Regions from separate parts of the Mus musculus genome. Here region 2 is linked to region 1. A link is a contact called in ENCODE Hi-C or POLR2A ChIA-PET data. All regions are on one chromosome and are shown on one strand. Each heading gives the region's core, a stretch centred on a gene start or an enhancer-like site at or near the end of the contact. The rest is flanking DNA. Distances are from core to core; before and after follow the strand shown. Region 1 overlaps Kat6b (K(lysine) acetyltransferase 6B). Region 2 overlaps Zmiz1 (zinc finger, MIZ-type containing 1).

Evidence for each region. A loop is a pair of places that touch in the nucleus more often than their neighbours do. ChIA-PET counts read pairs that join two places held with the same protein, here RNA polymerase II (POLR2A).
Region 2: a map of T-helper 1 cell shows a loop between it and region 1 (5-fold over the local background). The contact joins two enhancer-like sites. A Hi-C loop is called at or near these places in 1 of 37 maps with a recorded cell type or tissue (T-helper 1 cell). POLR2A ChIA-PET finds 5 or more read pairs at or near these places in 1 of 5 experiments (Patski).

Annotation. Positions count from the first base shown.
Region 1 is chr14:21,530,348-21,536,576 of GRCm38, forward strand. All of the region lies in intron 2 of Kat6b (K(lysine) acetyltransferase 6B), which reads left to right. Among named protein-coding and RNA genes, the nearest start is that of Kat6b, 34 kb to the left of the region's middle. Within about 2 kb of position 3,964, at least 1 of the 3 ENCODE cell types and tissues checked has a DNase peak (open chromatin) inside an H3K27ac peak, as active enhancers do.
Region 2 is chr14:25,611,520-25,617,748 of GRCm38, forward strand. The region is part of intron 6 of Zmiz1 (zinc finger, MIZ-type containing 1); the gene reads left to right. Among named protein-coding and RNA genes, the nearest start is that of Gm45915, 11 kb to the left of the region's middle. Within about 2 kb of position 3,337, at least 2 of the 3 ENCODE cell types and tissues checked have a DNase peak (open chromatin) inside an H3K27ac peak, as active enhancers do.

The sequences.
Region 1 (6,229 bases), core at 2,714-5,213:
GACTTCTGCCGGCACCAGGCAAGTGCATGGGGTGTGGTGTATGTATGTATGTATATGTGTGTATGTGTGTATATGTATATATATACATATACACACATATACATATGCAGGCAAAATATTCATACATAAAAATGAATTTGTAAACAAAAATCTGAGTTATAGTTGTGCTATGTGTTATAGGCCTGAAGTCTTAGCTACTTAAGGGGGCTGAGGCAGGGGATATCAAATTCAAGTCCAGCCTGGGAAACTTATTGAGAACCCTTTCTCCAAAATATTTATTTTAATTATTTGTGTGTGTGTGTGTGTGTGTGTGTGTAGCTACCCACAGGAGCTAGAGGAGTTGGATCCTTATGGAGGTATATAATGGAGGTGATTATGAGCCAGTGCCTGGGAAGCCTGAGAATTGAACTTTGAAAGAGCAGGAAGTGCTTTTAGACAGTAAACCATTTCTCTAGCCTGAGATTTTTGTCAAGATTTGGGGTTTCTCTTTCTCTCCCTCTCACCCTCTCTCACCCTCTCTCACCCTTACCCACCCACCCACACCTCAATCATGGTGTGCTATTGCCCCCCACACCCTAGACAAAGGAAAGGAATATGAGTTTAGAAAGTTAATAATTACTTGCTCATAATTCAAAAAAAATGTTACAATTGGAAAGTTTAGCAAAGTTTAATACTTTCATTAGTTTTTTTCTTTCTATTGTTATTTTTAGTAGTTTTTCAGTTATTTTGAGAAAGGGTCTAATGTTGCCCAGGCTGACTTCATATAGCTGAGGCTGACCTTGAATTCCCGGTCCTGTCTACCTCCTAAGTTCTGGGATAACAGGTGTAAAACACCATACCCAGCTCTTTTTTTCATTCTTTAAAATAAATTGATGCTTCCAGTTTTTCTTCTGAGGCACCTGAGTATAAATAGCTTAGAGAGCCTCCTTATCATGTCACCTTAGGATTTATTCCTTCCCTGCATGGCATATACCTTCCCATCACTGGGTGCATTTTAAGAACCATCAATGGAAGCCAGATGGTGGTGTCTCTAATCCCAGCACTCAGGAAGCTGAGGCAGGCAAAATCTCTGAGTTTGAGGCCAGCCTGGTCTAAAGAACACATTGCAGGACAAGCAGGGTTACACAGAGAGAGTCTGGTGGAAACAAAACCTCCACTAACTGTTAGTGACTGATGGATAGATGGATACTGAGAAGCAAGCACCTTAGCCTCATAGACAGCCTGTCATCATTTTCCAAAGATACTCCATACACCTGTGGCTTTTTTCTTTAAAAAAATAAAAGATAGCTTTTCATGTGTGCGTAATGGAGCATGTGCTATTAGAGGCCAGACTAGATCATAAAGCAATGTATGTTCTTTTTAGTCAGTGATAGACTCTGGAGATCTGAAGCCTCCTTCTGTCCTTTTGTGAATATTGATGAATCCTTCACATACCCTGATGTCAGTAGCCAGGTTAGAGGGCGTACACAGTTTAACTGTAGTCTTGTTTATCGGCTGAAAAGCAATCCCATCTCTTTTATGGCCTCTGAGGTTCATTTTGTGCATAGGCCTGTTCTTCCGCAAGATGACGAGAAAAACAAAATCCATGTGTTTTCTTCCAATGTTTTTCTGTTTTCACTTTTTATTATTGAGCTTTTGATCCATCTGGAGTTTATTTTACTCTAAGGAATGAGGTAGGAATCCAATTTTACTTTATTATCTTTTCAGATGGCAGCCCAGCTGTCCCGTTACCATTCGTTGAGTAATCTCTTTATTCTTCTGTATATGAAATTCCATCTTTCTCCTAAACTAAACCTGTGTGTTTGAGTTTCTTTTGAGGCTCTGTGGTTTAGCGCCCTGAACTGTCAGTGCATGCACCTTCACCACAGGGTTTTAGCTACTGTAGCTTCAGAATGTGTTTTATTACCTGCTAAGTAGGCCAGGCTCCTTTATTAGGTTTTTCAGTCTTCATGAATAATTATACTTGTTTATTTTCCCCATTGTTCCAAAAGATCTTAGATAAGTCAGATCTTCTATTTCCTTTCCACCCCACTCTCATTTTCCTAGGGGCTTTAAAATGTTTATTTTATTTTAATTATTTAAGTTTTTAGATAAGGTCTTACTATGTAGCCCTGGAAGACCTGGAACTCTTAATGTAGACCAGACTGGCCTTGCTCACAGAGAGCCTCCTGCCTGCCTTCCAAATGCTGGGATTAAAGGCACGTGTAGCGTGCATGGCTAAATTTATTTGGTTTTAATTAAGTGTATGTGAGTGTGTATAGTGTGCGCATATTTTGAGTAACAGTGCCTGCAAAGAACAGAAGCACAGGATCTCATAGAGCTAGGGTTCCAGGCATTGTTACTTGGGCACTGGTGGCTGAGCTGGGGTACCTTACACATGTACCCTTAACCACTGAGCCATGTATATACAACGTATAAACAACGTTTAGGTGATAAATGTGTGTATGGGAGGTTGGGCCAGAGGTTAATGGCATCAATGGTGTGTGCTCTTCAGTGTGGTAATGATGTTTGTCATGTGAGTCTTTATCCCTGTGAGTTAGGAGAGTCCTCCTAAAGGGTTTCATGCTGACGTGCCAGGGTGTCTGAGCGCACTGTCGGGTGGTTCAGCAAACATCACAACACGAATAAGTGATGGGTGTGAGCATAAGATAGAAAAGAGGCAGAAATGTGAAAAACCAGTGATCATAGTGAGGGGTATAATAGTGTTTCCTATGTATACTACAGCTAAGTTCTGTAGGGTTGACAGTTTTCCTGCACACTGGGAAGCAGATGTAACTAGAATACGTGGCTGCAGGTAAAAAGGCACTTGTTACCAAGCTTGGAGAGGAGTTTAGTACCTGGTTGGTGTAGAGATGTCATGTTGCAGCCTAAATTGATACTAGTCTCTGGCTTTGAAGTTGCTCTTGTGATTAGGTCTTCGATTATCTTTCTAACATACACACACATATACTTACATACAGACACACACTCACAAACAGTCACACATACAAACTTATATGTACACACTGAATGCCTGTTGTAACTTGGAAGGTTCTTGAACAAAGACAAGATCCAGATCATGTCTGCCTTGAGCTTTGTTATCCTCATACAAGATGTAATTGAATAAAACATATTACCCATCTGGCTGGTGAACCTTAGTGGCCTTAGAATAACAACTTTTTGGATCGTGATGGCTTAAGGTTTTCCGTCCGTTCTCTCTCTCTCTCTCTCTCTCCCTCTCCCCCTCTTTCTTTTTCCCCCTCTTTCTCTCTTAAGTTCAGTTTCTTTTTAGCTGTTGCTAAGAGAAGTTTCACTGACACAAGAGACACAAGGACCTGTCTGCATGCTGCCAGTTGTTTTATAGGCATTTGGCTCTGCCGCCTTGCAGATGGTAAGACTCTGGGTGGTGGGGAACTGTGTGCTGATTATCTTATTGAATTAAGGTAACCTTTTGTTGTCCACTGAAATCTGCAGACCAGTTGGCCAGTGAGCAGCTGCTCGGGGTGGCTTGGTTTGGGGATTTGAGGAACACAAAGACATCTCAAAGGGTGATCATTCTAATCCAGGTATCTAAGAAAGCAGCGCCGAGAGTTTTCTTCTTCTGACACTGTTTATGTTCCCATAGAAGGGAGTGAACAACATTTTTTTTAAACTTTTGCTCAATTATACAGAATGATTAAAACTGATTTATTATTTTGACAACTCGTAGAAAACTACTTTTTACCTAACATAGGAAGCTGAAAACAATATGCTTTCATAATATTTGATGCCAGAAGCATCCTGATTTTATGGCAGTCTGTGTCTGAAGATCATGGTGGAATAACAGGATTGTTTTTATTTTGAGTTTATTATCAACCATTCTAGAAACTCAAAGCTTGCCTTACTGTTGCCATCTGTCTGCAGATCCTAGCTGTATAACTCTGGGCTTGGCTTGTTTTGGTTTTAGTCTGTCACTTCTATCTGGAGTCTGCTCAGTCTGAAACCACTGCAGGAGCCTGCTATTGCTGCCGCTGCCGTTCCTCCTCTTCCTTTTTGAAACAAGGTCTTGCTGTTGCTGAAACTGTATGGCTTTTTCCCCTTCTAGGAGAATGTTTTTGGGATGGATCCTTTTGGTTCTTTATAGCACAGTATAGGTGACCACACAGAGAATGGGATGGCCTGCTTGTTGTCAGAGAGGAATCATTCTGTGGTGGTGGAAGACGAACATCCATCTATTACAGTGTGGCCATTTCTTGTGCCTTAGGATCGTCCTTTGACTTGTAAGTGTACTTTTTCCTTCAGATGTATGTGCTACTAATGATCCTGTCTGCACATAGTTACTAAGCATACACTCTTCTGGGCCGTGGACTTGGCCTCATTTGCATATGAGGTAGGTCTTATTAGCTCTGTGTTAAAGACAAGAAAACATCTCCCTAGGGTGGTTCAGAAGCTGCCGGGTATCACATGCTAATTAGGGCTGGGCATATGGAGTTCCGGGCTCTCAGAGTGCAAGGCTTATATGTCGCACTGCCCTGCTGCTGTGTTAGCATCAGCCCCGTTACCAGACCATACTCTTGGAATCAAACTAAGCTCTCCTTCAGGGCTTCAGAATCTGTGTCCATGCTAATCTTATTGATGATGGTGAAAACAATATAGCATATACGTATGCACATGAATGTGTGTGCATGCATGCATGGTGGGCATACGGAGGTCAGAGGCGGTCTCAGGTGTTGGTCTATACCTTCTGATTTGTTGGAGACACTCTCTTGTGTTAATTGCTTTGTATGCCAGGATCCCTAGCTGACAAGCCCTGGGTAGTCTTGAATCTCTTCCTTCCATCTCACTTCATTGTAGGAGCCTGGAGGTGCTAGCCACATGCTAAGTAAGCATTACCATGCCCGCTTTCCGTGGGTTTTGGGGGATCCAAATGCAAATCTTCTTGCTTGTACCACAAATCTTTTATCTACTGAGCCATCTCCAAAGCCCTGATGAATTTTTTTATAGCGCAAATATTTTTATTGTTACCTATCCTTTTACATATTTTTCTACACACATGTTCTTTGCATAACTACTTATAGTCAAAGAATACATGAGCTAATGAGCATTATGTGTTTTGTGCAGAAATTACCATGGTGAACTGGAGAGATGGCTTAGAGGTTAAGAGCACTTACTCCTCTTCCAGAGGTCCTGAGTTCAATTCCAGCAACCACATGGTGGCTCACAGCTATCTGTAATGGGATCTGATGCCCTCTTCCAGTGTGTCTGAAGACAGCTACAGTATACTCATGTAAATAAAATAAATAAGTTACTATGGCACTTTATAATTATTTTCTATTTTAATTATTTTTTGGGCTGGAGAAATGACTCCGTGGTTAAGAGTACTGGATGCTTTTCCAGGGGACCTGAGTCCAATTCCAAGCACCCATGCGGAGGCTCATAAGCACCTATAATTATAGTTCCAGGGTCTCTGATGCCCTCTTGTAGCCCCCACTGGCACCAAACATACATGTGGTGCACAGATATACATGCTGGCAAACCATCTATTCACATACAATAAAAAAATTTTTAAAGTCTTTTTCTTGTCTTTGGATGTAGGTTCTCGTGTAGCCCATTCTGACCTTGAATTTTTGAAACTCTTAGTTCTTTTAGCCGCATCTGAGAATAAGGAGGAGCTCTCCAAAAGGCATCAGGTTCTGTTAATAAGGCTAGCAACATACTATATATAGTCTGCCCTTACATACCATGTCTCTGATTATTTTGCCACTCAAACCCCTTCCCCCATGAAGAAAAGAACTTGCATGAATGCAAGTTGTTGTGTTAGTTGCTGGTTTATTTAGAAACAGCTTGACACATATTTTTCAAACTTGAATGGTTTTTGGAGGTTGTATTTAGGGTGATCAGGAGACATGTGTCATGTTTTCTGATATGCTGTCAGAGTTAATGCACATAGATTTTAAGCACAGGCCTGAAATTGAAATTCCCAAGGGCAGAATTTGGTTTGCGTGTTAGAATTGGTGATGTTTCAATTTGTCTTCTCCACGTCTTAATTAGGGTGAGTGGCAGAGTCTTTGGATGCTCAGTGCTGTCTCCCCATCTGATAACAGCCACTTGTAAATTGATCCATTTGATAGTTTTGTTGAAGATCAATTGTTTGTTGAAAGAGATCATTTCAGCTGCTATTTCTTTTCTTTCTTTTTTTTTTTTTTTCCCCTTGGTTTTTTTCAAGACAGGGTTTCTCTGTGTAGCCCTGGATGTCTTGGAACTCACTTTG
Region 2 (6,229 bases), core at 2,087-4,586, 4.1 Mb after region 1:
TTTACAGCCCTGTTAACAAGACCCTTACAGGGTACCGTGCTGCCTTTCCTTCAGAGTCTCTCTGCCAATGGACCCCTCCCAGAGGATGCCGGGAGCCAAGCCTTGCCTGTCCACGCGATGAGAATCCTGGGGCAGGGGGTCCAGGTTATTTTCCTCTCACCGTAGCCAGCCTAGCTGTGTCCCTGACTTCCACTAGAAGCCCACTCTGGGCTTCTCATCTCTTAGACCTGCATAATCGTGTGGCTTCTTCTGCAGCCCTGCCTCCAGGTGAGGCCTAGCCTAGGGCAACGGCCTGCCTGAGGGGCTGGTCCAGCCTCTGATGACATTTTACTGCAGCGAGGCCCCTCTGATTGATTTCAGCTGGGATGCGCTCCCCACAAACTCTGACACTGTTCAGAATAAACACAATTCCTCTGGCCCAGCCCTCCAGTAATAGTATCTGTACTGCATGCAACATGTACATGTAACCTTTGACAAGTCACCTTGGGGTGGGGGTGAGGGTGGGGCTGAGGGCTCTGATAGGGCTGCTCTATCTCGTCTGTACGGTGGAGCTGGGGAAGGGAGCAGGAAATGGTGACTTTGGGCCTGGATCAGCCTGAAGTTTCCCAGAAATGAGTGAGCGGGATAATAAATGTCATGTGAGTGAGTGAGGCTTGAGGTGTGGTACTGGATGGGAGGTCAGCGGACCAGAACCTCCAGTGGCGGCTAAGTGCCCCATGGCTGAAACCCTCCCTCCCTCCCAGGTTTGATTCCCTAGGGCAGTGGGAGAGCTGTTGAAGACTTTGGAGCCACTGAGGCTCCTAGAACTACAGTTACCAGAAGCAAAGGTGTTGTAATTCTGCCGTGGAAGAGGGGAGGTTAGCATCCTGCAGCGGGGATACCCTTGCTTCTGCTGACAAAACGAAAGCCCTCTCTGGTCACAGAGCTCCTGTTTTGCAGTTGTCATGGTAGGGGTCAAAGGCAGTGCTCCACATCCCCCAGAGCTCTGGGAACTTGCTGGAACTTGTCCAGATCTCCCCAGGCAGCTCTCCTGGAGAGAGGGAGGAGAGGGAAAATAGACATTGTGGCCCTGTAGCTCCTTGGGTCCCAAGCAGGTCTGGGAAGTTTTACTGCAATGGGGACATTTTCCTAAGACTGGGGCTATGGGGACAGGTTAAAGAGAACACCCCCCCCCCCAGGGCTTCTCACATCCTATTTGTTGCCCCAGGATTTAATCCTTGTCCCCAGGGTCAGAGCCTGAGGCATCTCATGATTTACAGGACCTTGTCTGTCTCCCAAGAGTTTGTCTCTGATTAGTGGAATAGCCATAGACAGAGAACATTCTACAACATCTGGTTCCATCTCTACTTATCCTTAGGAGGACTTTGAAAAATGGTGGTGGTGGGTGGGAGCATCATTCAAAGGGAAAAGAAGCAGCAGCCCCCAGGGCCTGCCTGCTATTCCTTCCTTCCCTTCCTCCTGTTCTTCCCCCTTCCCTCCCCCTTTTCTTCTTTTCTCCTCCCTCCTTCCCTTCCTCCTTTAATCCCTTCCTTATTCCTTCTCTTTCTCCCTCCCCATCTCCATTCTACCTCCTTCCCTTCCTTTCTTTTTCTATTCTTTGCAATGCTGGAGGTTGAGTCTATGGCCTCTGCTCTCAAGCTAAGCAGAAGGCACTTGGCCTTCTGTTTATTGGTAATTGACACAGTAAATAAAGGACTGGGTCCACCAGATACAGAGTAACTCTTCACACCTTCTATACTAAAAAAAAAAAGATAAGACCGGAGTTGGAACCCTCTCTCATCTCTCAGTTCTGCTGGATCTAGACCCAGCCCAATGCCACCACCCAGGAAGCTACCTCTGGTCCCCAGCAGACAGCAGCATGTAGCACAGGCTGCTGAAGATAGCAGAATAAATACAGCCCAACACAAAATTATAGCCACTTAAAACATTAAGAGCTATTTCTGCAGTGTGTGTGTGTGTGTGTGTGTGTGTGTGTGTGTGTGTGTGTGTGTGATTCAGCTATATAGTTTTCAAGTGTAAGCTTTGTAATGACAGTGTTATGTCACGATGTCAAAAGGTTAGACATGCTAGCCTGTGATCACATACCCACAGGTGTCACCTTGCTTGAATGTAAGGGCAGACGGGTTATGTATGAGGGATGTCAATACTGGGTGCCTCATTTTTGTGTTACATGAGCAGCCCAGGACACAGGCTGGTGATGACAGGAGTGGTCATCTAGGAAGTGCTTGAAATCCTGCAGAAGCAGAGGGGTTACCATGAATTTAATGCTAACCTCAGTTACAGAGACCATGTCCAAAACAAACAAACAGTTAGAATCACTCTGTACAGAGCATATTTACCTAGGTTCTTGTCCTAAGCTCGGGGTGTCAAGATGCCTTTGTGGTATACAGCTTAAGGAGTCCTTCTCTTTCTTGGGGTCCCACCTTTCACAGGTCTATTACACAACTCCACCTAGTTATCAGTAGCTAGCTACCTGTGCCTATTTGATTGTGTTTTTGTTTTTTAATTTGGGGATTATGTTTTGAGACAGTCTTACTCTGTAGCTCAGGCTATCTTCAAGTGTGAGCAGCCCAGCGTGTGTAGCTGTTTAGATGTATTAGTTAAAATGAGATGATTTGGGGTTTTCAGTTCCTTAATCCCACCATTTGAAGTTCTTGGTGGATATCATATTGAATGGTGTAGCAACAACGCCCAGAAAGACAGGAGGTTCTGTTGGGCAGTGTGGTGTCTAAGTCACTGAGGTCTCTTGAAGATGTCTTATGAGGTCTGTAGTGGGGGTAGGATCTGCAGCAGGGCCTCAGACTCACCTGCCTGCCTGGCCCCCGTTGCCATCACCACCATCACCCCGACGCATGTAGGCCTCTTAAAACAGGGTCACCCAGGGTATTCCCAAGCCATGTTGGAACGTAATTATGAAACCCACATCTGTAGTTTCCTGGGTGACTTTGGGTAAGTCACTTAATTCATGCTTGTTTCTTGATCGATAAAACATCTGTGCTGCTTGCCTGGCAGGCTGCAGTAGATCACAGGGCTGCGGAGCATTTAGCTCTGTGTCTGGGATATAGTAGTTACCCTGTAAATGACAGCTTAACTCAGACTCTCCTGGAGTTCCAAGCCCGGGAGGTGGGGGTTCTCTCTTGACCCGACTTGCCCATAGCCTTCTCTGGGCCTCAGTTTCCTGTTGTGTACTACTAGCAGAATCTTGGCTGTGCCCCTACAGAAATGCCCATCCCTTCCTTGTGAATGGCCACCACACCCGGGGGAGGTAAGGGGGTGGTCTGAAACCGTGTGGGGAGGAGCGGCGGGTGTTCTTGTTGTCTGCTGTCCTGGTGTAAAGCCACAGGACTGACACTGGTGACTGACCAGGGCTGGGAAGCCCCAGCTCATGTCCCAGCTGGAGAGGAAGTACCCAAGTGCTGGCAGCCGCTTTCATTTCCTTCCTGAGGCTTGAGCTGGGTGGGAGTCTTCATGGGGTTCCTAAGGCCCTCACATTTTTCACACAAGCATTCCCTTCTGGGATCTATGTGTGGCCCATCAACATCTGGAAGCCCCTGGCTTCTTATGCAGAGCGTCTTTGAGCTGAGCTACACTGAGGTGATTCTTGCTATTCAGTACACCTAAAGAGGGTGGTTTTTTCAGTGGGAACCTGGTCAGTTCTAATGAACCATTAACTCTTCTAGCTCTGTAACAAGTCTCTGTACTTGCATATACCTGCCCTCTAGAGGGGTACCACCCTCTTGTTCCTCAAAGGGAGAGGCCTCTTACCCAGGCACTATACTCACAGCCTAGCCACAAACCCTCTCTCTGGTGTCCTCCTCTGCGACTGCTCCATTGCTTAGCGCTACCCTAATTCCCAGCTTCCATTGAACCTGAGAAACCTGGGTGCCTTGCTTGTCCTGGGGTCCACCAGGCCTCATGCCATGAGAAACCTCAGGAGAAAGGTTTGTGGTTTCTCTACAGGGACTTAAGGATAGTTTGGGTGTGCATGCTTTTGTTTTTTTTCCAACCACCATCCCCCAGTGTTCCCAGACAGTCCCAGGGATGCCCTGGCAGAAGTCAGCACTCAACATATAAAATCCCTGTCCTACCCACTGGGCCACACATGGCTGTGACCAGTGGGTCTCCACTAGGTCACAGTGGAGACTAGGGAGGTAACTGGAAGCAGAAGAAGCGCCCAGACATCTTCAGGACGTGAGAAGGACCCTCCCGCTTCCTCCTTTGTGGGCACAGCACAGGGTCTGTCTCTTTCCTGGTCCTGCTGCCACCCAAAGGCCCAGCGAGCAGTAAGCAGACTGTTTGGGATACAAAAGAAATGCCGCTACCAGTTTCCCTCCAGCCACCCATCTGACCTAGAATCAAGTCTCGCCAGGGCCAGGCTGACCAGGGCCTGGTAATCCTCTCAGCTTTTAGTACTGGGCTCTCTCCAGAAAGGACCTCAGTGACTTAGGCAAATCCCTCTTGTCCAGTGGGCGCCCCGGGACCGTTTTCTCTGGGACCGTTTTCTCTGGAGTTACTTCCCAGGTTGTGGGATCTCCCACCTTTAGGCGTGCCCCATGGACTCTTCCCTAAAGGAAACCCAGCCCCTAGAAAGGCCCGTTCAGACCAGCTTCCCTAGTCCTGGGTCCTGTTAACTGAAACTGTGCCGTCCCCCACTCAGACTACCTTAAGCTTGTAAACATCAGTAGTGTGCCACGGTCTCAGCTGTGCCTGCCCCGGGTGTGTCTCGGACATTCTGCTGGGGGCCCAGGCGGCATGCCCTTTCTGTGGTGCTTACTCTGACACATACCTAGTTCCCCCCACCCTGCCTGCTGCTACTGCTCAGTACTCTCGGCAGCTGTGGCTCATCCAGGTTTGTGTGTTCAGCATCCGGGTAGGTGAAATGCAAGCAAGTATGTTTTTGAATGCGTGAATGAACAAAGAGCAGGTTCTGGGTGGGGCCTCTGCCTTCTTGGGAGTTTAAAGTCCCCCCAGTGGGACTGCAAAGCACATGATGTGCAGGGTAACACTCGTATCTGGAGGCGAAGTGGTTAGACCTGTTGCCGAGACTGCATGCATAACACAAGCATTACTTGTGTTTGTGTGTGTGTATAGGGCCATGTGTGTGTCCTTATAGACCAGTAAAGGACATTTCCAAATTGAGTCATAGATGAGGCTCTGGGGTGGTGTTCTTGTGGGTGTGTGCACACTCGTGTGTGACCAGTGTGCCTAGCACAAAGGATACAGCATGTAGGTGTGTCAGTGGATACCGTCGGGTAAGGGCTAGGATGAGCTACCCTGTGCTAGCAAACCCTGAGCCATGCCCACAGGAAGGCAGGCCTGCCATTCCAGTAGAGTATTTCTAAGGGTACTGTTCCCAGAGGTAGCTCTCAGGACAGGAGCAGAAAGCCAGGGTGACTTCCTAGCCTGCTCCATCCTTGGGAATCTGATTGTATATGATTCTCTCAGGCCTGAGGGAAGGGAATCCTGTGGCTTCTCCTTGGCACCCAGTTACCTCTGCCATCTCCAGGAATAGGAAGATACTGTGCACGTCATTACAGTTATCTGTGCAGAGGTCCTTTTCACAGTTTCTTAGCAGAGCATCTGGGCATCCAACAGAGAGGGCTTGTCAGGTCCTCTCCCTGCTTGGCGCCAGAACTAAAGGACCCTGGAAAGACTGGTCTCTGAGCCCTCAAAGTGCAGTCCCTCCAGTCACAGCCACCTGGGTTACGTCTAGGGTAGAAGGATCTCTCTATGGTAATTCAGCTTCTCACCTTGAGTCCTCTTACCACCAGGCACAAGGAGGAACAACACCCGTGTGACCTTATCTTAAAACTGACTCAAGCTCCTGATTGCAGGTTGAGGTCAGAGGTTACCGGCTACCTCCAAAGCTTCCATGATAAGCTGACACAGTAGATGTTGTTAGAGCTCTTCAGAGTCCAGAAGGGACTTTCCTGCCCATGCCGCACTCTCTCCCCAGAAAAGGAGGTATTGTCATGGACTAATGGAGCGTGTGGAGCCAGGGAGTTTGGGCTGTCAGCAAGAGTGAAAGCTCTCTAGCTTTCTCACTTCTCATACTGAGTCTCTCACACCATCAGGAGACCCTTGCAAGCCATATCTCCTATTCCCTGAAACTGTCCCAAAGAATTGGAAATCCAGACAACAGAATTTCTATTGGAGTCCGGGACTTGGTTAGGAGCCCATGTATTAAGGAGAGAATGACACCATGACCCCAAAAGATGATACTCATGAC